Regions from separate parts of the Homo sapiens genome. Here all the other regions are linked to region 2. A link is a loop called in an ENCODE intact Hi-C map of the cell type or tissue named here. Cell type or tissue: IMR-90. All regions are shown on one strand. Links, peaks and the distances in the headings refer to the core of each region. The heading gives the core; the rest is flanking DNA.

Region 1 (8,102 bases), core at 1,563-6,562, 1.2 Mb after region 2:
AAAATCATAGAGAGGAGAGATTGCATATAGCAACTATACCTCAGACATATGAGTGAGATCTTCTTGGCCATTCCTGTTCATCCCAACCACCAGATGAATGGAGGTGGAGCCCAGTCAACCCACAGAATTATGGGAAATAAGGAATCATTTCCATTTTAAGCCACTATGTTTTAGGGTTTAGTTATTCATTTCTAGATAAATGATATCTCTCCCATTTTCAACTTAAGTGTAACTGTTCAAACTTTCCACTGTATCATACTACTGCATCTATAATATACCTGTATTATTTTACTTATCACACTAGGATTGCAAAATTGTTTTTACATACCTGCTCCCTTCCTATTCTGTGAGATGAAACAATGTTTCAGTGCTAGGGTATGTTTACACTATGTGTGCGCATATATGTGTCTGTTGTGTGAGTCTGTATTCTAAGTCCTAGCACACAACATACAATAAGTATTTAATAATTGACTTGAACTACATTAAATATGGATTGAGTTAGAGGAAGGTAGAAAGAGAGAGCTATGAGGTTCAGTCATAAGAATTTTATGGCTTATTTCATAAAAGGAGCAGTTCCCTGATTCACACGGAAACATGTTGGAAGTGAAGTTGGCTTAAGGATAGTCTAGGAATTCAGGTGGGGTGGTAGAATCATCAAGGAGGTGGACTTGTGGCCTACTACAATTACAAAATTTGTGTGGAATGGAATATGGTGATATCCAATGGGAAGAGATTGTGAACTTCAGAAAAAGAGAAGCTGTGAATGACAGCTTTCCAGTGAAGAAAAGGCTCTTAAAGTAATAGTAAACCATTAAGAATATGCAGTTTCAACCTTCTCCCCAATGCATGTTCAAGGGAGAAAAAGTCAGTCTCCATTTCACAGACTTACGTGGAAGTTGTACTTTAACTAAAGGAAGTTTTCCTTTAAGTCATCTGAGTGCACCTTTTCAGTCTCCTCCAGCGACCCCTTTCGTTCCACTGCCACTGAAAGCTTTCTACACAGTCCTCTGCCATTCTCACTCTACATCTCTTCTCTGGGCCATGTGAGCCACTCCCACGGCTTCGATCATTACTGGTATCTCCTACTGCTGAACTTTCTGACTCCATTTCTTTTATGAGCGTCAGAACTATTATTTACAATTCTCTTCTGAATGTCTCCAGTGTTTTGCCTACCACTTATGTAAAACTCAAGATGTTAAGAAACGAACTGATTATCTGATATTCAAAACATGTTTTTTTCCTCCCATATTTCCTAGTCCAGTAAATGGCATACTGGCCACTCCATGAGTATAGAAAGAAACAGCCAGCACACTGGTTAAGAGCTTGGATTCTGGAATTAATGAAACAGAATGTGCTCAAATCTGGCCTTCATAAATTACTAACTGTATGGTAATTCTAGACTGTTCAGGCTACTGTAACAAAATACCAGAAGTTGGGTCACTTAAACAACAGACATTGATTTCTCTCAGTTCTGGAGGCTAAGAAGTCCAAGATCAGAGTTCCACCACATTCAGTTTCTGGTGAGGGCCTTCTTTGTGGCTTGCAGAAGCTGCCTTCTTGCTGTGTTCTCACACAGAGCTACTTCTCTGGTCTCTTCTTATAAGGGTACTAGTGCCATCATGAGTACCTTTATGAACTTATCTAAACCTATTTACCTCTTAAAAGCCCCATCTCCAAATGTCATTACATTGAGAGTTAGGGTTTCAACATATGAATTTTGGGGGCACACAATTCAGTCCAAAGCAGTAACCTTGGCAAATTACTTAACTTTTCAGAGATTCATTTTTCTCACCTGTTAGAATCTTCAAAAGCTTGTGAAGAGGATTAAATAAATGCTTATCCAAACCCTCAAAACTAATCATACCAACTAGATCTCTTGAAGCCATTCTTACCTTCTCCCTTTACCTTAGCACGCACCTCTTCCAAGCAACTGATCGCCAAATTGTTACTTCCATTTCTAAAGTGTACCTTAATACGTGCGTTTGTCCATTGTCACTTCCACTGTGCTAGTATAGACCTGAACATATTTCAATCAGACTATTCTTGACTTTGTCTAACCCATCTTTCACACCATTGCCAGAGATAATGTTTTTAAAAATATAAATCTGATCATATCCTTTTTCTTCATTTTCAATTTTTTTTAGTAGCTCCCTGTTTCCTAACTCTCTAGCCAAACTCTCTAGCATCTGATTTTTGCAGTCTTTCTCTGAACTACGTTTCCAGGGCCACTCTACATCATTTCCCACCATTCCTTGTATTTAAAAATGTCATTCTGTGAACATATTCTTCTGCCTTCATGTCTATTTCCTTTACTAAATCCTCACCCCTACTTTTCCCCGAGAATTCCTGCTCAAACTCCAAGACCCAGCTCGAATGTGATTTCCTTTCTGTTATCTTCCCAAAACCCCCAGGTGACATAGGTTGCACCCTCATCTGTTTTCCCACAGGGCTGTATACAAACCTGTCTAGGCTTTATCACACTATAGTATAGTTATTAATTTACTTGTCTATCTTCCCAGCTAGACTCTGAGCACTTCCTCAGAGGCAAGGATAGTGAACTATTTATTCTTGCATTAAAAGTCCATAATACAGTTCCTCGGAAATACTAGTCAGTATATGTAAGATGCTTGATAAATGTTGGTTGAAAGATTGAATAAATAATCTATGTAACTTTAATGGTGCCTGCTGTATATTAATTAAGTTCAAATTTTTCAGGTATAAGTCCAATTTTTCAGGTATATATAAAAAGTAAATCATTAAAACTGGGCATTGAAAGAAGTAGATTATCTACACGTATTTTTCCCAGCTTTAAAATTCTATAATCTTATCGTGAACTGAGCTAAAACTCTTCTCCAGGCATATAGGATTAAAGTCTTGTCTGAGACAGACTAAATTTGTAGATAGGATCTAGTGGGTTGTTTAAGGTATATTCCCAATTTATTCATTACATTAACTTTTATAAACTGTATTTTGTGAATTTTATACCTTTCAATTAAACAAAATTAAATTATATGCAATAGCTGATCTTTCAAAATGGTAACATGGTGAAGAAAGTGTTTTTTTCTGAAACCTTGTCAGCTTGAGTGACATGTGAGTACCCAGCACTAAGCATCTGTTAGGGAAATCTTATTACTCTGTGTCTGTCACTAGAAAATGGGAACAAACGTCGCAAGACCTACATACTTAAAATGTTATGATGTGTTTTTAAAATTGCTTTCCACATAAGGTCTTTTATTTTATTAGAAAATTATAAGCAAACAAGGCTTGTTTAATTGCTTTCAAAGTATAAGCACATTTCACATCAAAATTGTATCACTTTCAACTGCTGACTTGTGTGAGAAAGCTGTCAGGCCCTGGTGCCCAAGAAAATAGTGCACCATGGCAGAAATTTCTTACTGAAGGATATAATGTATGCTCAATTAAACCAATGCAATGTGTGTAATGGTTTACTTCTATCTTAGAACGTACTGCTAGCTTTCTGTTCTGGAATCAGAATTTTCCTAATGCCTGGACTTTTTGTTGAATCCCATGTAAGAAGTGATGCAGTCTTTGAGTTTATATCTCAGGGAAGGTTGGGCTCTTTTTTTCTCCTTTTAACATTCAAAAATTCTCAGATATATTACCTTCTCATTCTGATAATCTATATATACTCTGCTCCCTTTCCATAATTCTCTTAGCTTACTAAATATCTTAGCTAACAATTAAAGAAATTATGCATGAAATGCTAAAAATTATAGCCAGCTTTTCAGAGGAATCAATTGTTGGTTATAGTGCTATTTTTCTTAAAAAACATTGCCAAATCCTTTATTTCTTCAAATATCATAGATATCTATATGTGCTTCAAATGAATGGGAGGTAATAAAATATGATGGAAAAATCCTGGAAAATTCCAACACACCTTATATTGTTTGTTATTTGACAAGTTTATAACAACTTTGCTTCTCTTAGCCAGCAGAGAGCACCCATAGAGGTGGTAGATGATAACTTTTCCACAAAATATCGCAATAAACAGATAACATTTAAGATATATATTTTCATATATATTCTAAGAAAAGATGACTGCTAAACATGAATTCCCCATGATAGAAGGATATTGTATGTTACTAAACTGCCATCTACTGGATTTGTTCACCCAGTACACAATATCATCTATAAATTTGTATTTTTCAAGGAATACATGACTTTTTTTCCCAGCCATTTCCTGACTTTCTTTCTTTCCCTAATTCTAGCAATGTGTGCTTCTAATGACCAGGAGAAAAAATTGCTTCAACTAATTATAGTCCAACCAAAGTCATTCACATCATTTAAGAATTAGATTGATTATTCATAGTGTCATGAGGACGTGTCAATTTGAGACGAGGACGTGTCAATTTGAGACAAGAAGAGGTTTAAAGAGGCTTACACTTTTCAGAGTGCCACCTGTCTCCAAAGGGCACATTCATTAAGAAGCTCCAGGTGCAAGTTGTGGAAGCAAAACAGCATAATGAAGTCCTTTCCCTCCTTGTGCACCTTTTGATTAATAACATCCTCCTTCAGTTCTAGCAGATTGCACACCAGTGTATGCCACAAGAAACCTAAAATGCAAGCCCACTTTTCTATCCTTCTTTGAATAGAGTAAATCACCATTTATCTATGACCAGAATCAAAAGAATTAACAAAATAAGGTATCTGTGGCACAATCTACTTTTATAAGAAAAGAACAGCTAATACGCCGACTGATAATATTTACTTGATAACAATGTATAATATGTGTCACTGATAAAATTCCACCTAATCTATCTTCTCTGTCCTATATTCACACATGGAAATGCAATTGATATTTGGCTGGGTGCAGTGGCTCACACCTGTAATCCCAGCACTTTGGGAGACCAAGGCGGGCAGATTACCTGAGGTCAGGAGTTCGAGACCAGCCTGGCTAACATGGTGAAACCATTTCTACTAAAAATACAAAAAATTAGACGGGCGTGGTGGTGCGCACCTGTAATCCCAACTACTCAGAAGGCTGAGGCAGGAGAATCACTTGAACCTGGAAGGCAGAGATTGCAGCGAGCCGAGATCACGCCATTGCACTCCAGCTTGGTCAAAAAGAGCGAAACTCTGTCTCAAAAAATAAAAATAATAATAATAAAATAAAAAATGGAGAAAATTGGCATTTATTGAGTACTATTTACTAGACTTTTTTTTTTTTTTTTTTTGAGACAGAGTCTTACTCTGTCACCCAGGCTGGAGGGCAGTGACAAGATCTCGACTCACTGCAACCTCCGTCTCCCAGGTTCAAGCGATTCTCCTGCTTCAGCTGCCCATATTTACTAGACATTTTCATGGGCGCTATCACACTTTATCTACACAGCAGCCTGGTAAGGTAAATACCGTTGTCCTCATTGTCATCACTGAATGTGACTGAAGCTCAAAGTGATAATAAGAGCTAACACTTATTGACTACTTAATATTTTCCTGGCATTGCCTTTATTACTTTAGAAAAATTGACACAATTAATTCTCAAGACCACATTATGGAATACATGTTACCACTGTCCTCATTTTATTAGAGGTGACTCCAAGAAGCTAAGTAACCTGCCCAACATTACACAAATAATATGCAATGGAGTCTGGATTTGACCCGAGCAAACTGGTTTCAATGCCTGTACCTGTCAACTTCAACATTATGCTGTTTATGAGTGTGTGTGTGTGTGTGTGTGTGTGTGTGTGTGTGTATACTTCAGTATTAGATGGGCTATATTATTGTTTTGTTTCTGAAAATTGGTAATTGTGTATTTATTGTCAGGCATTTTACATGTATTATCCATTAGAAATACACACATATATGTAATATTTTCCCCATCTTACTTTGATAAAACTGAATTTTGGAGAATAACAATAATAAGAATAATCACAGTAAACACATTACACATATCACATGCTAGATACTCTTCATGAGAAGAGTTTTAAACATAGTACATATTTAATACTGACAACAACAATATAATGCACTGTTATCACTATTATACAGGTGAGGAAAAAGAAAGGTAGCACCTTGACCAAAGTCGCAAGGCTAGCAGAAAGCAGTGCAAGAAATCTAGTTCCAGACTCATGATTTTATCCACTACTCTAGACTTTGAAACAATTTAGAATAGTCATTCCTTGTTTATTGCAGCAAATGTTTGCAACACGCCTTAACTATAATAGCATTCATCACAATCAAACATTTTGTTGCATACCAAGTAAAATAATTATGCACATTTGGTAAAGAGTAAGAAGGAATCAAGCCTGTACAGTTTCACATTGGTCAGGCTTATGCATAGTTTCAATAATGGTAAAAATAAAATTCCTCTCTTCATTTATCCTACAAACATCGAGCATTAACCTTGTTCCAGGTGCTTGGGTAGTGAGAATAATGTTTATTTTATTCTGCGAAGAATTGGAGATACATAAAAACAAATAGGTAATTGCAACATAAAAGGATAATTGCTAAGAAGAAGTTTTGCTTCCTAAATCAAAGCCAAAGCTACAAAACACTTTATGTTACCTGGTTTCATGGCTCCAAACGAGGTCATACACAGGGCAAAACTAGGAAAAGAATAAAAAGACAGAAGAACATTCTTTCATAAATACATAAAATAAGGTGCTTAAAATTGTTATAATAGTTGCAATTTTATTTTAAATTCTGTTAACGTTTATGTCTGAATCACAAGTGGAAGTTCAAAATAGCTTTATGATATATGTATTCCTTGTTTCACATCTGATATTTTTCTTTGAGTACTACTCCTTCCTAGTGGGTTTGCCTGGTCCTGAGTTCCCAGGTCCTCCCAGTCTGGCTCATGCCAAATTCAAGCTATCATATTAATCAGAATTTTTAGTTGCAGGTGACAGAACCCCAGTGCAATGTAGCTTAAGCCAAAAGAAAGTGTGCTGACATGACTTAGGTGACTGGGAAGTCCAAGAGATAAGCATGCCTCAGATAGAGCTATATTCAGGGATACAAATGCTATATTCAGAGTTCACTTTTTTCCCTCGTCCCACTTCTTTCTCTTTAATTCTCTCCATCTATCAGCTCTTATTGTATCTACTTGACTTCCTTTTGTGGGTAAACTTTCTCTATATAGGTGGGTCTCACATTCACATATACCAGATCAGCAACTCTAATGAAGAAAAAACTTCTCTTTCCCAATAATCCTAAATGAATCCTCGGGAATATTCTGATTGGCCTTGCCTGGTTCATATATTCAGTTTTCAGACAATCACCATGATTAGGTGAGCTAACACACAGAATTTGATGCTCGAAAAGGACTCACAAAAATCAGAAATAGCATCAAGCTTTCCTAATAATTTCAGGAGTACAGGCAATCAAGAGGCAAAGACAGAGCAGAGAAAGTCTGGGACATTCTGTGTGGCTTTGCCAGATGCTTCCTATCCACTGACCCCCAGTGATTGACTAGGTCTCTGTACGTAGTTTTGCTGATTATTACCTTACAGAGTAGAGGCGTGTAATTTATAATACATCTCCATTTTATACCTCAGAATGTTATAAAATGGCATGCCATTACAAGACATTCTTCAGAGAAGCCATCCATGTCCCCATAAATCAATAGATTCCAGATTTATTTACTAGAAGTAATCCTTATCCAGGGAGATCCTGCTAAGGGCTTTCTGTAGAAAGATCTCCTTCTGTCTAAAATCATTATTCTATTTATTAGGGTGTCTAGTCAGAAAGGAGATTAGAATAGATTACCTGCCTTCCTTTCTTTTTCCTAGTGGTGCCCCCATAGGAAAGGAAGTTAATGGTCCACAGGGCTAGCTGCTTTACTCCTTCCCCCCATCAGGAGACTGGACATTCTGACTGAACATCTTGAGACAAGAATCTCAAACTGTGCTCGGGGGTAAAGGAAGAACCATGATTGACAGGCCCCCAGAAGCACCTGGACTGTGAGATGGCGATAGAAAAGCACGTTGAGTAGATATAAACTGCGAGTGCTCTTGTTTATCATACTGTTCCCGTCCAGACAAGAGACTTTTAAGAGTTCTAATGATGCTATAACTTTCCTGTTCCTAAACTTTGTCTATTTCTCTCTGGTTTCTAACTGTGAAAAACTCTTCAGCTATGTT
Region 2 (8,102 bases), core at 1,538-6,537:
ACAGACACACATATATCAATTATAGAAAAAAATATAAAATGCTAAAGGGACAAAATTAACAAGTCATAGTAGAGTCTGAAAATATACAAGATAAACACCTCTGCAATAAAAATCAGAACCTTTTAGGAAATTAAATAAATTACATAATAAAATAAAACAGAATAATTCTTTTGGAGGGTAAGATCTTACATTCATATGTATACATGTGCCATGCTGGTACGCTGCACCCACTAACTCGTCATCTAGCATTAGGTATATCTCCCAATGCTATACATATGTAACTAACCTGCACAATGTGCACATGTACCCTAAAACTTAAAGTATAATAATAATAAAAAAGAAAATTAAAATAAAATGCCACCTTCTCAATCCTGAAAAAAAAAAGATCTTACATTCATCATAGTTCAGTATAAAGTATAAAATTTGATGTTTATTTTTGAACAGAGGTGTTTGAGTTTCTTAGAAATATGTGAGAAAAAATCTTAAATAATAATTATTGGTTTTCCTGGAACCCACTGTAAATTATATAATGAAATATAGTTAAAGCTGTACTTGTTTTCTTACAAGTAGAAAGGTAGAAACTTCAGTTATTTGAAAATGATTTCTACCCATATCTATTGTAACACTGTTCTTTCTTGTTTAAGTACTTAGGTGAAATTTTCAGGGCCATTCTATGGAAATGGCTTGAAGAGCTCTGAAAGTAGAGTAGGTATCTCCGCACTCCTCCAAACATACAAACACACATATACGCTTCTAACTTCTTTGCTTACCCCCAATGCTGATGGTGAATAGATAAGATGCTAAATAAATTATAACTGAATAAATATATGATATTTAAATAGAATGACCCAATAGGCAAATAACTTTTTGCTTTTTTCTTCTTCTTTATGCAATAGCCATTTCCAGAGTGAATAATATGTAGCTGTCACAATATAAAGAAGGCAAATATTTACATGGGTTATTGCCCAAAATAAGCTCACCATTTACTTACACTTTTATTTTGGAAAAAACAACATAAAATGACAATTTCCTTTCAAAGAACTATTAGTTCAATACTTGCTTAAATAAAAGACCCCCTCTCGCCTACTTTACAATAACATTTATAACCAAACTATACATTACAACAATATAGAAGACCTTTGTTAGTGTATAATTGTAATGTTATTTGAGCAAGTCTCCTACAATTTAGGAAGAAATCCTAGAAAGTATTTTGTTGCCGTCAGCCATTAAATTCATTGCATCTGTGGTAACCTGGGCTACTCAACCACATGGCAAGTAAATGTAGAGATTGAACTGATGAGAAGGAGCTCTTTTTGTAGCTATAGAATCCAAATGAGATACTTTTGACAAAAAAATCTGCTTTATTATTTTATTTGAAAAACACAAGATGGTATATATTTTAGAAATATAACTTACAATGAAGTGGTTCTCAACTTGGAGTAATCCCCTTTCCAATCCACAGGACATTTAACAATGCCTGGAGAAATTCTGGGTATCACAACTATTGGCATCTACTGGATAGAGGCCAGGGATGCTGATAAACATTTTCCAAGGCACACAGAAGTCCCCATGCTCCACACACACACACACACACACACACACACACACAAATTACCTGCACCAAAATGTCAAAAGGGCCTAGATTGAGAAACACTTCTGTAGTGGAAGATTCCCCTCCACCAACAAATTTCTGGAACTCTATATTTCTCACCCTGACCTGAAATTCATCAGTATACGTCAGTTTTAGTTGGCAAGGTACTCCAAGCTTAAGGCAGCTTAATTCAAATAGAGAATCAATTATGGACCAAGTTAGAGCGCTATTATTCAGAGGTACAGTTTATAAGGGCTTCCTGACTGCCTCCTTCAGGAAATACAAAGTGATCTCATTAGCTCTTTCCATTAGGTCCTGGGACCCGTCTTGGCTAAAACTTCTCATGCTCACACAGTAATAACATGGTCTGTCGTGGGGTGGGGGAGGGGGGAGGGGGGAGGGATAGCATTAGGAGATATACCTAATGTAAATAATGAGTTAATGGGTGCAGCACACCAACATGGCACATGTATACATATGTAACAAACCTGCGCGTTGTGCACATGTACCCTAGATCTCAAAGTATTAAAACAAAATAACATGAAAGATGAAGCTGGCTTTACTCATTCACTACTAATAAACAAATGTAAACTTCTATTTTTTTCCATTCTAACAATCACAGTTACACTGTTGAATAAAAATCGAGTTTATTAAAGTAAGCAATCTTAAGAAGCTTCCTTATATAACATTACTCTTTCCAACATCCTTAGGGATTCAAAATACAGGTCATAGGGCATGAAAGGCAGGAGTGGAATCAATCTAGATAATGAAATAATCTGCAATCATAATCAGGCTCCACCTTTCTCCTTTTATACTAACTCCCTACTGATTATTACATTTCTTGAAATACTAGAAGTTGAGCTTTTAAAGCGAAAAAAGGTACATCATTATAAAGAAATAATAATTAATTCCAATGTCACTTCCTTAAAATTCTAACCAAAGGAGTAACCCATTATACCCACTCCACTATTTGCCTCTAAAATGTTCTAAACAATGCTATTACTAATTCTTCTATTTCAAAAAATTCTACTAAGGAACTATTTGCTATTTAAGCTTTTTTTTCTCATTTGGTTGTTGTTTGGTTTTGTTTCGATTTTCCCTCAAAAAGAGCCAAGACAATCCGAATTTAAGTCTCTGTTTGTAAGAATTCCAGGACTTCAAAAGCAAATATTAGAAACCACGTAAAAGCCTGTCAGATGTTTTGCCCTTAGAAAGGTTTAGGGAATAGGAAGTCATAAAAGCTTTTAAATTCATTTTCTTTAGTCAGAAGACTAGAAGTATAAGGGTCTGGAGAGGCTGCCCTACCTGACATTCTTGCACTTGCTGTAAATAATAGTGACGTACCTGTAAATACTTTCCCCCATAATCCAGACATCTATACACTAAGTTCAGTCATTGCTTTCTTTAGATGGGTTCTCCAAGAGTTAAGTGTGATCTGTGAATGGTAGTTGAGATAAAAAACTAGAAATAAGGAAAGGAAACTGTCTTTAAAAGAAGTGGCTCCAGTTTCCGTTTACAAGCCTGAAGGGTTGTTGTACATATTAAAACTGCAGCATAGCTCCATCCCTGGTCAAAGAAAACCCTCCTCCTACCACCCCCAACCCACCCCCGTGGACACTGAAGATGTCAGATCTCTGGGAAACAGCAGTCAGAAAAGGATGCTTTTCATAGCTTGTACTAGAAAACACTGGCACCCCCATCCCTGCTTAAAATAGCACTAAACTGAGTCACAATGCAGGAAGCTATACCTTCTGTGTCTCTTCAATAGAATCTAGCTCGTTTCTACTGAAATGCTAAATAATACTGCATAGCTTTGCCCATGTATGTGACATGTCAAGTCTTCTAATCCCCCGTTTGCCCTAGATAATTTTACGCTTTATCCATCAGCGTGCCACGCAAGATAGAAAAATGCAGTTAACAAGATGACAGTGTTACTTAGGTATTTGGCATCGATATTAGTGAGAGTCTGTCATTTCACAATTATTTCCCTAGCATACCAGACGGTAAAGAAAATGTTTTCATTCATCCGCAAATGACTAACATTTTATTGATGTTTCAAAATGCGGTTGAAACTATTGCACTCTCAGTTTCCGAGTCGGTTTTGAGAGTTAAGGCAGAATACTAACATCAGTGACTCCTGACGCAAATGTCTCCGTTAGCTGCCCAGCCTTGGAGTGCCAGTTCAGCAGGGAGGTGTTGCTAGTTAAGGATTCGTCTGTAAGCCAGTCTGGGTGGTCACAGGTGATGGGAACCCTTCCCTTTCCCCATATATCCCCGTGCATGGCGATAAAAATCACTCTGAACACTGCTACCACCAAGCAAAACGACTCCCTGCCTGCCTCGTAAAGAGCTCAGTCTGCGGAGGCAGCCGGATGCTGACCCCTGCAGAGAGTCTTGCTTCGGTGCGCTTTGCCAAATGACCCTGCTAGCATTATGGAAAACGAGTTACGGACGTGTGAGGTTTTGCTTCATTTCCTCCAAAAGAAGAACTGGGATCTGGCAAAGAATATCTTCTTCAAACACTGCTAAAGGGGGATGGGGTGGAGGAAGGGAAAAAGTGTGTGAGGGGGAGGGAGCTTATTTTTTAATTACTTATTTTCCATTTTCACTTCCCCGCTCTGCTTCCCAAACTCCTCGCTGAACAAGATTGATTGGTGTAACTGCTAACGACTCAGCCTCGGTTCTCGCATTGATTTGCAAATGGCCCGGAAAAGCTTAAGGATCTTGAATCTGGAAATGAGTTCAAGAAGGAAAGAAGAAAAAAGAGTAGGGGTGGCCCCACGCCTAGTATCTCCTTCTGCCTTGGGCCAGGGCAGGGCTGAAAACAGCCCGGCGAGCTGCGGAGGGGCTGCTGCGTGGGGAAGCGGAGGTTACCGCTCTGCACCGCGGAGGAGCAAGCCTGTTAACGCGGTGTGGAGGCTGTTAAGAAATACAACCCTGCGACTCGTTAAACCCCTTAACTCTGCCCTGCCTTGACTCGGATGCGCCGATTATTCGGCCTGATAGGCTCAAATGGGTTAAACTGCCTCTTACATAACTGGACCGCCTGGGCTCTACACAATTAAAACACTTGATTGCAGTCTTTTCCCGACTCTACATCCCAGCATGACCCGCCCCGTCCCTCCCAGCGCGCCTGCGTGCCGCGCGTGCACAGGCCCCCGCGCGCACGACACGCTCTCTATCACACACACACTCCATGTTGACCATAAACAATCCCCTACTCACACACACAACTTAGTGTCAACACCCACAGATAAAAGAGGGGCGTCCTGCAATCCATACGGGCCGACCGCCACAAACACGCAAGCTGCTCTGCCGCAAGGCCTTGCACCTCCTCGTGTCCCCGCAAAAAAGCAGCGCCCCGCCACCGTCCCTACCTATTCCCGAGAAAACGCAGAGAGAACTAGTTGGCTGCTCGCTAACTGCAGCGTAGCCACCCAGGCAAGATTAGAAGAAAATAAACAAAAAAACAACTCACAGTCGCCGGCGTCATGATGGCGCCGACCACAACTTGGAGGACTTCAAACTTACGGTGCCTCGAGAGGTAAAACGCACCGGTGAGGGAAGGCAAAGCGCCCCTCAGCTCTCTTCACCCCAGCCCTGACACGGAGACTTTTCTAGCAAAGAATCCCTCTAGCGCTTACGACAGTAAGGAGAGCCTTCATTCTAAGGTGCCTCTCTTTCCCCCTTAGTTTGCATAATTGTGATACAGTTCCTCCTATTTTTTTTTTCGTTGTCTTGCTTTTCTTTTTTTTTTCTTGCTATCTTTTTTCTTTCTTTTTTTATTATTTTTTTAATCCCCCTCCCTTCTCCATCCCCAGTCCCCTGGCGGGGTTGCTAAGGAAACGGCCGCTTGGCAACGCGCGCGAGCCCGGGAGCCGGCGGCCGGCGCAGCGCTCCGCGCTGCTTCTGCTGCTGCTGTTGCTGTTGCTGCTGCTGCTGCTGGGATTGCAGCCGCCGCCGCCGCCGCTCGCCCTGCCTCCTCCCCCGCCGCCGCGCCTCCTCCCTCACTCGCCGGCGCGCTCGCCTCCTCGCTAGATGGTGTGCGAGCCGCCCGAGAATTAGACACACTCCGGACGCGGCCAAAAGCAACCGAGAGGAGGTGTAGTGTGGTGCCAGGGGGAGGGAGGGGAGGGAGGGAGGGAAAGCGAAGAGGAGGAGGGGAGGCAAAAACACCGAAAAACAAAAAGAGAGAAACAACACCCAACAACTGGGGTGGGGGGAAGAAAGAAAGAAAAGAAACCCACCCACCCACCAAAAAAAAAAAAAAAAAAAAAAAAAAAAAAAAATCCTGTGGCGCGCCGCCTGGTTCCCGGGAAGACTCGCCAGCACCAGGGGGTGGGGGAGTGCGAGCTGAAAGCTGCTGGAGAGTGAGCAGCCCTAGCAGGGATGGACATGATGCTGTTGGTGCAGGGTGCTTGTTGCTCGAACCAGTGGCTGGCGGCGGTGCTCCTCAGCCTGTGCTGCCTGCTACCCTCCTGCCTCCCGGCTGGACAGAGTGTGGACTTCCCCTGGGCGGCCGTGGACAACATGATGGTCAGAAAAGGGGACACGGCGGTGCTTAGGTAGGAAGAACGGCGTGCTTTTCGTACTTGTTTCGGTCTATCTTTCTGTCTCTCTTTGAACCCTCTTTGCCTTCTTTATAACACAAGCAATAATGCTGGTGGTGCTCATCATGGAAAGACCACATCCCAAGAATTCCAGGTGCAGATTCTTCCCGGAGCCCCGGCCCGTTTATGCTGGGGCAGGTAGCAAGCTGGACTCGTGATGCTAAAGCACTTTGCCGGAACGCCAAGTAGCCTGGGGATGAGTGAACTGTCAGGTTTAGAAGGAGGGGCAGGTGCCACTTTGAAACTCAATGCACAAGGTCTCTGTTTTACTGTCATGGGGTACTCCTGGAGAGTCTGACAAGTTTATCAGGTTTGTTTCTATTTTACTCCAGCATAAGCGACTCTTTCAAACTGCTGTTCTCTGCTCCCATTTATTTTCCCTCTCACTTGGACACTTAGGCTCGATTTCTTGCTCTTTATCTTTCTTTCCTTTTACCGCTTTCTGTTTTCTTTCTTTTCTCCTTCCTCATTCTCTTATACCATTTTCCCCACCTCCTTGTAACTCTTTTTCCCTCCAATATCTCTTTTCATACCTTTTCTATTTTCTGTTTTTTCCCTCCTTTTTAAAATTTCTTCTCATATTTTCTCATTTTTATCTCCACGACTCTAATTTCTGTTCCTCACATTTAATCCCCTTTCCTCCTCTCTTTTACCCTTTTTTCTTTTTGTCTATTTTTTTTATTCCTCCTTAATGTCCCTATCCTGTGCCCTGTCTTCCCTCTTTTGACTCCCATTTCTCATCCCTCTCCCCATACCGTTTCCCACCCCTGTGGCACACACAGGCATGGTCACTGTTCCCCTCCAGTACCATTTACTCACCCTCATAAATCTTATTTCCATAAACATACTAACTCACATACTCTCACATCCTCACATGCACTGGCACTTCCATGCTGTAAGAACCACTTCCACATTCAGATTGTCTCTCACTGTTTTTAAAAGGCATACTCTCCTTCTCTGTTCCACATTGTCACTCACACATGTGTACACACTGCCTGTCTCACTCGCTGCTCTCACTCTGTCTCTGCTTCTCTCTTTTTCTCTTTCTGTGTCTTTCTATCCCCTTTTTATTCCTACCTTCCTCCCTCCATCAGTCTTCACTTTTACTTATTTTTCTCATTTTCCCTTCTTTCCTCTGAGCTTGAGCTCTGAGGTGGTTTGTCATTAATAAACATCCATACCCTGATTTTACCCCTAAGCAACACTGCAGAGTGGGAGTCTGGGAATATTTTATTTCCTATGAAAATATAAATGGATGATCAGCAAAGCTTAGATCTAAACAAAGCTAAACGCCCTATTCCTTCATTTCTTTCCCATCACCCTCCCTTCTCCCCCTGCCACCCCACCTCACATTTCCCTGAAAGATCTTCTTTTTCTCCACTGGGTGGTAGTTGGCTTGTAAGTCTGGCTTGCACAACATCAGTGTACATGACATGTCTAAGGTGAAAGAGAGTGGGAAATGTTTCTGTTTGAAACATGCAACATATTTAAATTTAATGATGTGGGTGTGGTATATGACTTACACCTTTTGGAACATGCCTATGAGTTCAAATTTGGAATACTATCGTATTTTTTAATATACACTAATACATATGTTTTTAATAATTTCTGTTTTGAATAACAAATGCCACTATATACAAAAGTAACTAATATCTTTGATATTACACAGTAAAAAAAAACTTTTCATTGTTGGTAACAGTGATAAATTCTTTGTCACAGAGAGGATATAAATTAAGCCTGTATTTTCTCTTTATGTTAAGTTTGTTTTAGAAGTTTGAACAACAGTGGTAAGGGCAAGACACTATCTTCAGAGATTGCAAACACATATCATGGGAGCTGCAATATGTATTTTTGTAGCAAGCAACATATTGCTTATTTGTAGTGAGCATTACCATTTCCAC
Region 3 (8,102 bases), core at 1,563-6,562, 1.1 Mb after region 2:
GAGCAGATCTCCTGACTTCTATTATAATGAGGTCTAAAGAGAAAGAGAGAGAAGAGAGAGAGAGAGAAAGACAGAGGCAGAGGATTTTAATGGGAGGATATCTTCTTGTTAGAACCAATAAAGCTAAAGCAGCCCTAGAATGATAGATTATTTTGTTTCATCAGTTTCAAAACAACATTTGAAGAATATGCTAACATTCTCTTAAAAATCTGTTCTTTCTGCTCATAATCCCAAGCAGAAATCTTCAGATACTGTGAAAGCATATTCACATTTCATTACCACAGCTGCCCAGGCAGCTGTATAGAATAGAAATCTATCAGTCATTGATGTTTTTGAAGCACTGACAGGCAGTCTTTAGGGAAAATCAAGTAAAAAGACTAACTCTGAATTAAAAGGTATGCAGATAACCCTCATTTTCATGATGAATAAATTTCAAATAAAGCTACCTAGAAAACACACACACACACAAACACACACACCCCACACATACACACATGTATTTCTCAGTTAATATCAGCAAAAATACACTAAATATGCTAAACCCCTCTGAGACTAGTTTGGTACACTGGCAAAAATAAACAGACTGATTCCAGAGATCATACAGCAGCTGTATGACCCTAAGATATTTGTCTCTCTGAGGGACAAAGAATCAACTGAACCCTAAATGTGCATCCTCCTCATGAGATTGTGTCCATTAAAGCTGATCATTTTAATCAACTTCAGAATCAATATCCATCAGTGAGATAGTATTGGGTGCAGTGTTCGAAGTCTGGCCACTGAAACCAAAATACATGGCCTCAATTAAGAAAAGATTTGATTTGTAGGCTACTTATGGGGAAGAAACAAAAACTCTCTGATATCCTGCCTATTTCTTGGGTCTCCAACCCAAAAGAAAATGCCTTCCCTACATAGCAAAAAGGAAAATAGGCAAATGGTAACCGATTAATAAAATAGGTTAAAATATCCAGAGTAATGAAACTAGATTAATGAACGTGCTAAAATAATTCATCTTGGAAAGGGATAAATGAAGGACTTTATAAAGAAAACCTATTCTTTATATGAGTAAGACCTATGAATTAATCTGGAAAAGTATTAAATTTCTACTCAAGTACAGCATTCCTATGCAAACTTGACTTTATTTCTAAAAAGCCATGCAAATGGAGGGTAAGAACTACTATGTCCAAACTGAGGAACGGCATCCCCACAACCATCTCCCCATCCCTATTTACAACCCCATTTACTTCTCTCACAATTCTCATCTGCATGATGAATAAATTTCAAATAAAACCACCTAAAACACACAGAAACAGAGATCAATAGAATGAAATTTGTCACTTTAAGAAATGTATTCTTTGGACCTGTAAGACAACCAAGTTAGATAGTTCATACACAAATCAAACCATAACTGTGAACTCATTTATATTTTAATAAAATGGGGAGAAACAGAGAGTGTTGAAAGTACACCAAAATATTATCTAGAATGTTTGTTAGTTAATTCAAATGAAAAGCAGCTTGGGTATTAAAGTACATTTTCTTTTTGCCACTGAGTGAATAATTTTAGTCCACAGAAAATGCACAATAATTTTTGTCACTGATCCTGACACCACTAACCGAGAAACTGAGTAATTATATTCCCTAGAATCTGTCCCTATTCCTAGTACTATGCTGGTTATCTGCAAAGGAATATCTCTCCAATGATTTGGATGAATTATATGATAGGGTTTTGTGTTCTGGTATACAGAACTGAAATATGATCTTCAATCTTACACACAGTAATTGCATATGGCAGATTAATGTCAAAGAGGCTTGAAAAAGCTAGGTTCATCATCAGAATTTTCCTCTAGTGCTGAGTTATGACCTAATGTGTTTCCCTGAAGTGTCCCAAAAAGATGAAAGAATATGGTTGGAAATACTATATAGTGCCCATAAAAGAGGTGTTCTTTCCCATCATTCAGAAAAAAGCAAGGAAAAGATTTGCTAAACCATCATTTCCAGATAGCAGTCTATTGCAAGATCATTGAAACTCACCTAGATTATTCTGAGGTAGATCATACTTTGAACGTCATTTTAACATATTGATATGATCAGATACACATACTACCAATGTCTCAAGCCACTCACTCTCTTTGGATGTAGTCATCACACATGGTGACCTAAGAATTTTATGGGTGAGAATAAAGTATTAATGAGGTCACAGTTATGGTATTGATTTCTGTATGAACTATCTAACTGAACTATCTAACTTGGTTCTCTTACAGAACCAAAGACTACATTTCTTTTTTTTTTTTTTTGAGATAGAGTTTCGCTCTTGTTGCCCAGGCTGGAGTGCAATGGCGTGATCTCAGTTCACTGAAACCTCCGCCTCCCGGGTTCAAGTGATTCTCTTGCCTCAGCCTCCTGAGTAGCTGCGATTACAAGTGCATACCACCACACCCAGATAATCTTTTGTATTTTAAGAAGAGATGGGGTTTCACCATGTTGGCCAGACTGGTCTCGAACTCCTGACCTCAGGTGATCTGCCCTCTTCAGCCTCCCAAAGTGCTGGGATTACAGGCGTGAGCCACCGCGCCCGGCCCAAAGACTACATTTCTTAAAGTAACAAATTTCATGCTATTGATCTCAAGATGAACTCGTGTGGGTGGCTCAGTGTAGGCTAGATCCGTGGTTCCTTTATTTGTCTGTGCCTCAAAATTCTTGTTATTTCCATTTTTGCTTTTCTTTTCTTTAGGCCACTCAATCTTCTAAATCCTAATCTCTGAGATGATTCTGATACAGACATTACCAGCACTTGGAAAATATTGGACTGCACTGATCTTCAAGCTGGGGGAAAATCCCCAAAAGGACAAAATGTAGTGGATCAGTCAAGACAGCTTCAGCCCTCATTTGCTTCCCCATCAAAGAGTGATGCTCTCTTTTTCCTAGTTTGGTAACAAAGCTCCTGAAAGAGTTTTCAAGCAACACATAGCTATTTTTCTAGAAATTATGAAGAACCTTCCTGACTAGGCTAAGTGTTCCTTATGTGTACCCTGAGCATACATCTGTCATTAAAATTGCTAAATATATTTTGATGTTCTATCAATGCTTCTATTTCCTGAATTCTCCTATCTTCCAAGAACCTTGAGAAAAGGACAATTTTTAATTCCTCTTAAAGTCTACTATAGAATATGCGCATGTTCTCAGCATATCTTTTTTGTTCTGAAATGAACTAGAATGCTGAGAAGACTCTTTTTTACACACTAGCTCTGACACCTCAAGCAGGTCTTTTTGTCTCTTTGGTCTTCAATTTCCATATGAAGATGCTGTACTAAATGATTTCTCTAGCTTTTTCTGGCTTCCATCACTCTGCTGCTGTGGGAATTGTAATGAATTGACTAAGCTTGGATTCTACTCTTAAGGAAATAAGGATGTTTTCACTTCTTCTTAATCAATTTTTGTTTGACACAGGCCGGATCTGCTTAGTCCAACCACAGAACTGAGCAATATCATAGGAAACTTTTGTTCTACGTGCCAAGAGTCTAAAATATTTGGGTCAACTCTAGAATCTACTGGAGGCATGAATTACACATATTATCTTCCACCTAATGTTGATCAATCATCCATTTGGCTTCACTGAGGTGCACATTACCAGAAACGGTTTTAATGTGTTGTAAAGGAGCTAAAATCTTAATATTGAGGAGGAAAGAGAGAAAAGAGAGTAACTCAAGGACCATTCTGCCAAATCTTTAATGTTGAAATTATCTCTTAATGAGATTGTAAAAAATTCTTTAGTGTCCCTTTCTGAATTTAAGCAGATGCAACCTAAAATTACTTAAATATTTATATTTCTTTCAATGGCTTTAATCCGTTTTGTCACTTAATTGTATAAAGCTATCTTCTACAAAATAGTACTCTGATATTTTGAAATAAATTGATTTTTTAAAATGGACATGGATAAAAAAGCTGCAGATGGGGTTTTATATACAGTTGTTTGCTACATAGATGGAATATTGAATCCTTCACCCATTAAATGTATCCTCACCACAGATTTGCTGCACCTGCTATTTTACATCTCAGTATATTTTATACTGAATATTTATGGTCCTTTCAAAATAATATGGAGAGACACTAAATGGTCAGAAACAGCCCAATGCTGACATCTACTGGATATACAACTGGACAAATTTACTATCAAAAGAATGCCTATATTCTACTTTACACTGTAAAGGTGTAAGAAACAAAGCAAAAGTTACTATGTAATACTTAATAAACATTTCTACTGGTTATGTATAAATTCATATTTTATATCTAAACCAAAGATGCCACTGTATTTCAAAATGGCTAATGTTGGGAGGTTAGACAGTACTGGACTCAGAATCTAAGAGGAAGGGGAAATAAGCTATTATGCTCTGGATGGGGAGGAGCTCAGGAATAATGCACCTTAGCCACTGGTAACATCCTTGAGCTGCTAATCCACCTCTGCAGTAAATGGTCCTTTTCTGCATAAATAGAAAATGTAGCTCCCACCCCCCTCCTCATCTGGTCTTGGGAAATTATGCAAGTCCTATTCTAACTGATCTTTTTTACACCACTATGGTTTCTTTGGCAGATTTTTCTTGGCTTCTTTGGCCCTATTAGGAATTACACATTTATTTTGTCAAGGTATATTCAATTACTATATAAGTTGCTATAATAGGAAAGTCAGACAGACTTGGGTTCAAATTCTGGCTCAGCCTCTTACATATATGTCTGAGTGAATTAGGGAAGTTATTGAATTAGCTAACTAACTACAAAATTTTATGGCAAGTACACTTAGGATATACCCTCAAACATTTTTAAGTACACATTACAGTATTATTAACTATAAACACAATGTTGTACAGACTTGTAAAATTTAGTCATCTTGCATAACTGAAACTTTATATAGGCACACTCTGCTTCTTGTGCTTCACCAATTCCACTTCACAGATATTGAGCTTTTAAAAATGGAAAATTTGTGCCAACCCTGTGTTGAGCAAGTCTATTGGTGCCATTCGTTTCTCCAACAGCACGTTCTCACTTCATCTCTCTGTGTCCTATTTTGGTAATTCTCACAATATTTCAAATGTTTGCATTACTATTCTATCTGTTATGGGGATTTGTGGTCAGTGATCTTTGATGTTACTATTGTAATTCAATTGGGGCATCATGATTCTCACCCATTTAAGATTGCGGACTTTATTGATAAGTGTTGTGTATGTTCTGACTGCTCCACCAACTGGCCATTCGCCCATCGTTCTCCCTCGCAATGGGCCTCTTTATTCCCTGAGACACTACAATATTGAAATTTGGCCAATTAATAACTCTACAATGATCTCTAAGTGTTCCAGTGAAAGGAAGAGCTGTACTCACTCATTTTAGATGATCAAAAGCTAGAAATGATTAAGCTTAGTGAAGAAGGCATTTTGAAAGCCAAGACAGGCTGAAAGCTAGGCCTTTTGTGCTGGTTAGCCCAGCCATTAATGCAAAGGAAAAGTTCTTGAAGGAGATTAAAAGTGCTACTCCAGTGAACACACAAATGATAAGAAAGCAAAACAGTCTTATTGCTGATATAGAGAAAATTTTAGTGGTTTGGATAGAAGATCAATCCAACCACAACATTCCCTTAAATGAAACCCTAATCCAGAACAAAACTCCAACTCTCTTCAATTCTATAAAGCCTGAGAGAGCTGAAGAAGCTGCAAAAGAAAATTTTAAAACAGGAGAAGTTGTTTCACAAGGTTAAAGAAAAGAAGCCATCTCCATAACATAAAAGTGCAAGGTGAAGCAGCAAGTGCTGATGTAGAAGTTGCAGCAAGTTATCCAGGAGATCTAGCTAAGATAATGGATGAAGGCAGCTACACCAAACAAGGGATTTTTACGGTAGAAAAAACAGCTTTCTATTGGAAGAAGATGCCATCTAGGACTTTCATAGCTACAGAGGAGAAGTCAATGCCTGGCTCCAACGCTCCAAAGAAACTGAACTCTCTTGTTAGGGGTTAATGTAGCTAGTGACTTTAAGTTAAAGCCAGTGCTCACTTATCATTCCAAAAATTCCAGGGCCCCTAAGAATTATGCTAAGTCTATTCTGCCTGTGTCCTAGAAATGGAACCACAAGACCTGGATGACAGAACATCTGCTTACAGCATAGTTTATTGAATATTTTAAGCCCACTGTTGAGATGACTGCTTGGGGAAAAAAAAGATTCCTTTCAAAACATTATTGTTCATTGACAATGCACCTAGTTACCCAAGAGCTCTGATGGAGATATAAAAGGAGATGAATGTTGTTTTTATGTCTGCTAACACAGTATCCATTTGGCAGCCCATGGATCAATGAGTAATTTTGAATTTCAAATCTTATTATTTAAAAAATACACTATAAGGAAGGCCATAGTTGCCCTAGATAGAAATTTTTCAGATGGATCTGGGCAAAGTAAATTGTAACCTTTTGGAAAGGAATTTGGAAGGAGTTGATTCCAACCCTCATAGATAACTTTAAGGGGTTCAAGACTTCACTACAGGAAGTAATTGCGGATGGGGTAGAAATAATCAAAGACACAGAATTAGAATTGGAGCCTACCGGGCACGGTGACTTATGTCTGTAATTCCAGCACTTTGGGAGACCAAGGTGAGCGGATCACCTGAAGTCAGGAGTTTCAGACCAGCCTGGCCAACATGGTGAAACCCTGTCTCTACTAAAAATACAAAAATTAGCCAGGCGTGGTGGTGCGTGCCTGTAATCCCAGCTACTTGGGAAGCTGAGGCAGGATAATCACTTGAGCTCAGGAGGTGGAGGTTGCAGTGAGCCGAGACTGTGCCACTGCACTCCAGCCTGGGCGACAGAGTGAGACTCCGTCTTAAAAAAAAAAAAAAGAAGTGGAGCCTGAAGGTATGACTGAATTGCTACAATCTCATGATAAAGCTTAAATGGATGTAGAGTTGCTTCTTTTGGATGAGTAAAGAAAGTAGTTTCTTTAAATGGAAACTACTTCTGGTGAAGATGCTGTGAACATTGTTGAAATAACAACAAAGAATTTAAAGTATTATATAAACATAGTTGATAATGCAGCAGCAAAGTTTGAGAAAATAGACTTTAATTATGAAAGAAGTTCTACTGCTGGTAAAATACTATCAAACAGCATTGCAGCAAACTTCAATTTGTAAACAACATAGTATCTGTGAAGCACAACAAGGCCAAGTATAATAAAACGAGACATGCCCCTAGCTCAGACATGTTTACTTTAAATGGTCAGATTAACATAATCTCTTCTGGTACTGGTTAAGGTTTCTCTCACCTTTCCTTCTCCAAACCAACATAGCCTCTGAATATAAATAATATCTTCAGTGCCCTAATGATAGAGGAAAGAAGAAACCCAAAATTAGAAAATTGTCTTTTGTTCTTTCTTCTAGAACCTTGGCAGCATCCATAAAAATGTTCCTGGCCCCTTATGATTATTTAAAGCCCTTGGAATCTGTTGCTAAAATTCATGACTGGTAAAACTTGGGCTATTTTTCTCAGAATGCTTGAAAACCTCCATGCCTACTCTAATGACTTGGCCCATCCTGGCTCCCACTCATATTACAGAGTATCTAAAATCTCAGCTACATTCTCCATATGGCCACTGTCCAAAGCAGCCTTCTGGCTCTCTACTCTTAGCTCCCTCTGCGTCATCTCTTCTGATTATTCAAGGACATTTTGCATCTTTTTTAATACCATATGAAGCCAAGGGAGATGCCTGGTGTCCAGCCTGCTCTCTACACCACCATTCCTGTTCTCAGCACCCATACACACACCAGTGCTAATGTGAGTGATTTCATTTAGTATCCTCCCAGAAACCCAAATGGAAAAGTAGAGCACAAGCTCTTTTTATTTCAGCTTTCTGTAAAAATTCTATCTGTTGTGTTTATGTACTCTGCTCCCACTTTTCAAGGATGACCTTGATGGGGCAGGTGTGGCACATGGAGAGAAATCACTAACATATGACCTTGTCCCTATTATATTCCATCTACTGCTCTCTTCCTCTGGAACTGAAAGACCTGTGTTTTCTTCCCATTCCTGTCACAGAGAATTCCTCTACATCATACATCCTTTCCTAGTCCTCTTCC

Evidence for each region. Peaks named below come from ENCODE experiments on the same cell type or tissue, not always from the same donor. Only the 100,000 strongest peaks of a DNase experiment are listed, where the experiment ranks them.
Region 1: it touches region 2 in a loop (8-fold over the local background); 4 of 110 quality-filtered maps call a loop at or near these places.
Region 3: it touches region 2 in a loop (6-fold over the local background); 3 of 110 quality-filtered maps call a loop at or near these places.

Annotation. Positions count from the first base shown.
Region 1 is chr1:71,090,128-71,098,229 of GRCh38, reverse strand. It overlaps ZRANB2-DT (ZRANB2 divergent transcript), which reads right to left. Exons shown (of 4, transcript NR_046217.1): 2 at 6,526-6,566. Among named protein-coding and RNA genes, the nearest start is that of ZRANB2-DT, 13 kb to the right of the region's middle. In IMR-90, for the core only: a CTCF peak has its summit at 4,118 (motif pointing left); no DNase peak of the experiment used is centred there.
Region 2 is chr1:72,280,373-72,288,474 of GRCh38, reverse strand. NEGR1 (neuronal growth regulator 1) reads left to right here and starts at 5,936. Exons shown (of 7, transcript NM_173808.3): 1 at 5,936-6,156. The coding sequence starts at 5,981. LOC105378797 (a long non-coding RNA gene) reads right to left here and starts at 5,541. Exons shown (of 6, transcript XR_947506.3): 1 at 5,070-5,541. RefSeq lists an enhancer at 2,919-4,118 and silencers at 5,500-5,589, 5,690-5,749. In IMR-90, for the core only: CTCF peaks have their summits at 3,170 and 3,982; DNase peaks (open chromatin) are centred at 3,554, 4,634, 5,574 and 5,974; H3K4me3 peaks cover 3,869 bases; H3K27ac peaks cover 3,318 bases.
Region 3 is chr1:71,192,918-71,201,019 of GRCh38, reverse strand. The region is part of intron 2 of ZRANB2-DT (ZRANB2 divergent transcript); the gene reads right to left. Among named protein-coding and RNA genes, the nearest start is that of ZRANB2-DT, 120 kb to the right of the region's middle. In IMR-90, for the core only: a CTCF peak has its summit at 4,128 (motif pointing left); no DNase peak of the experiment used is centred there.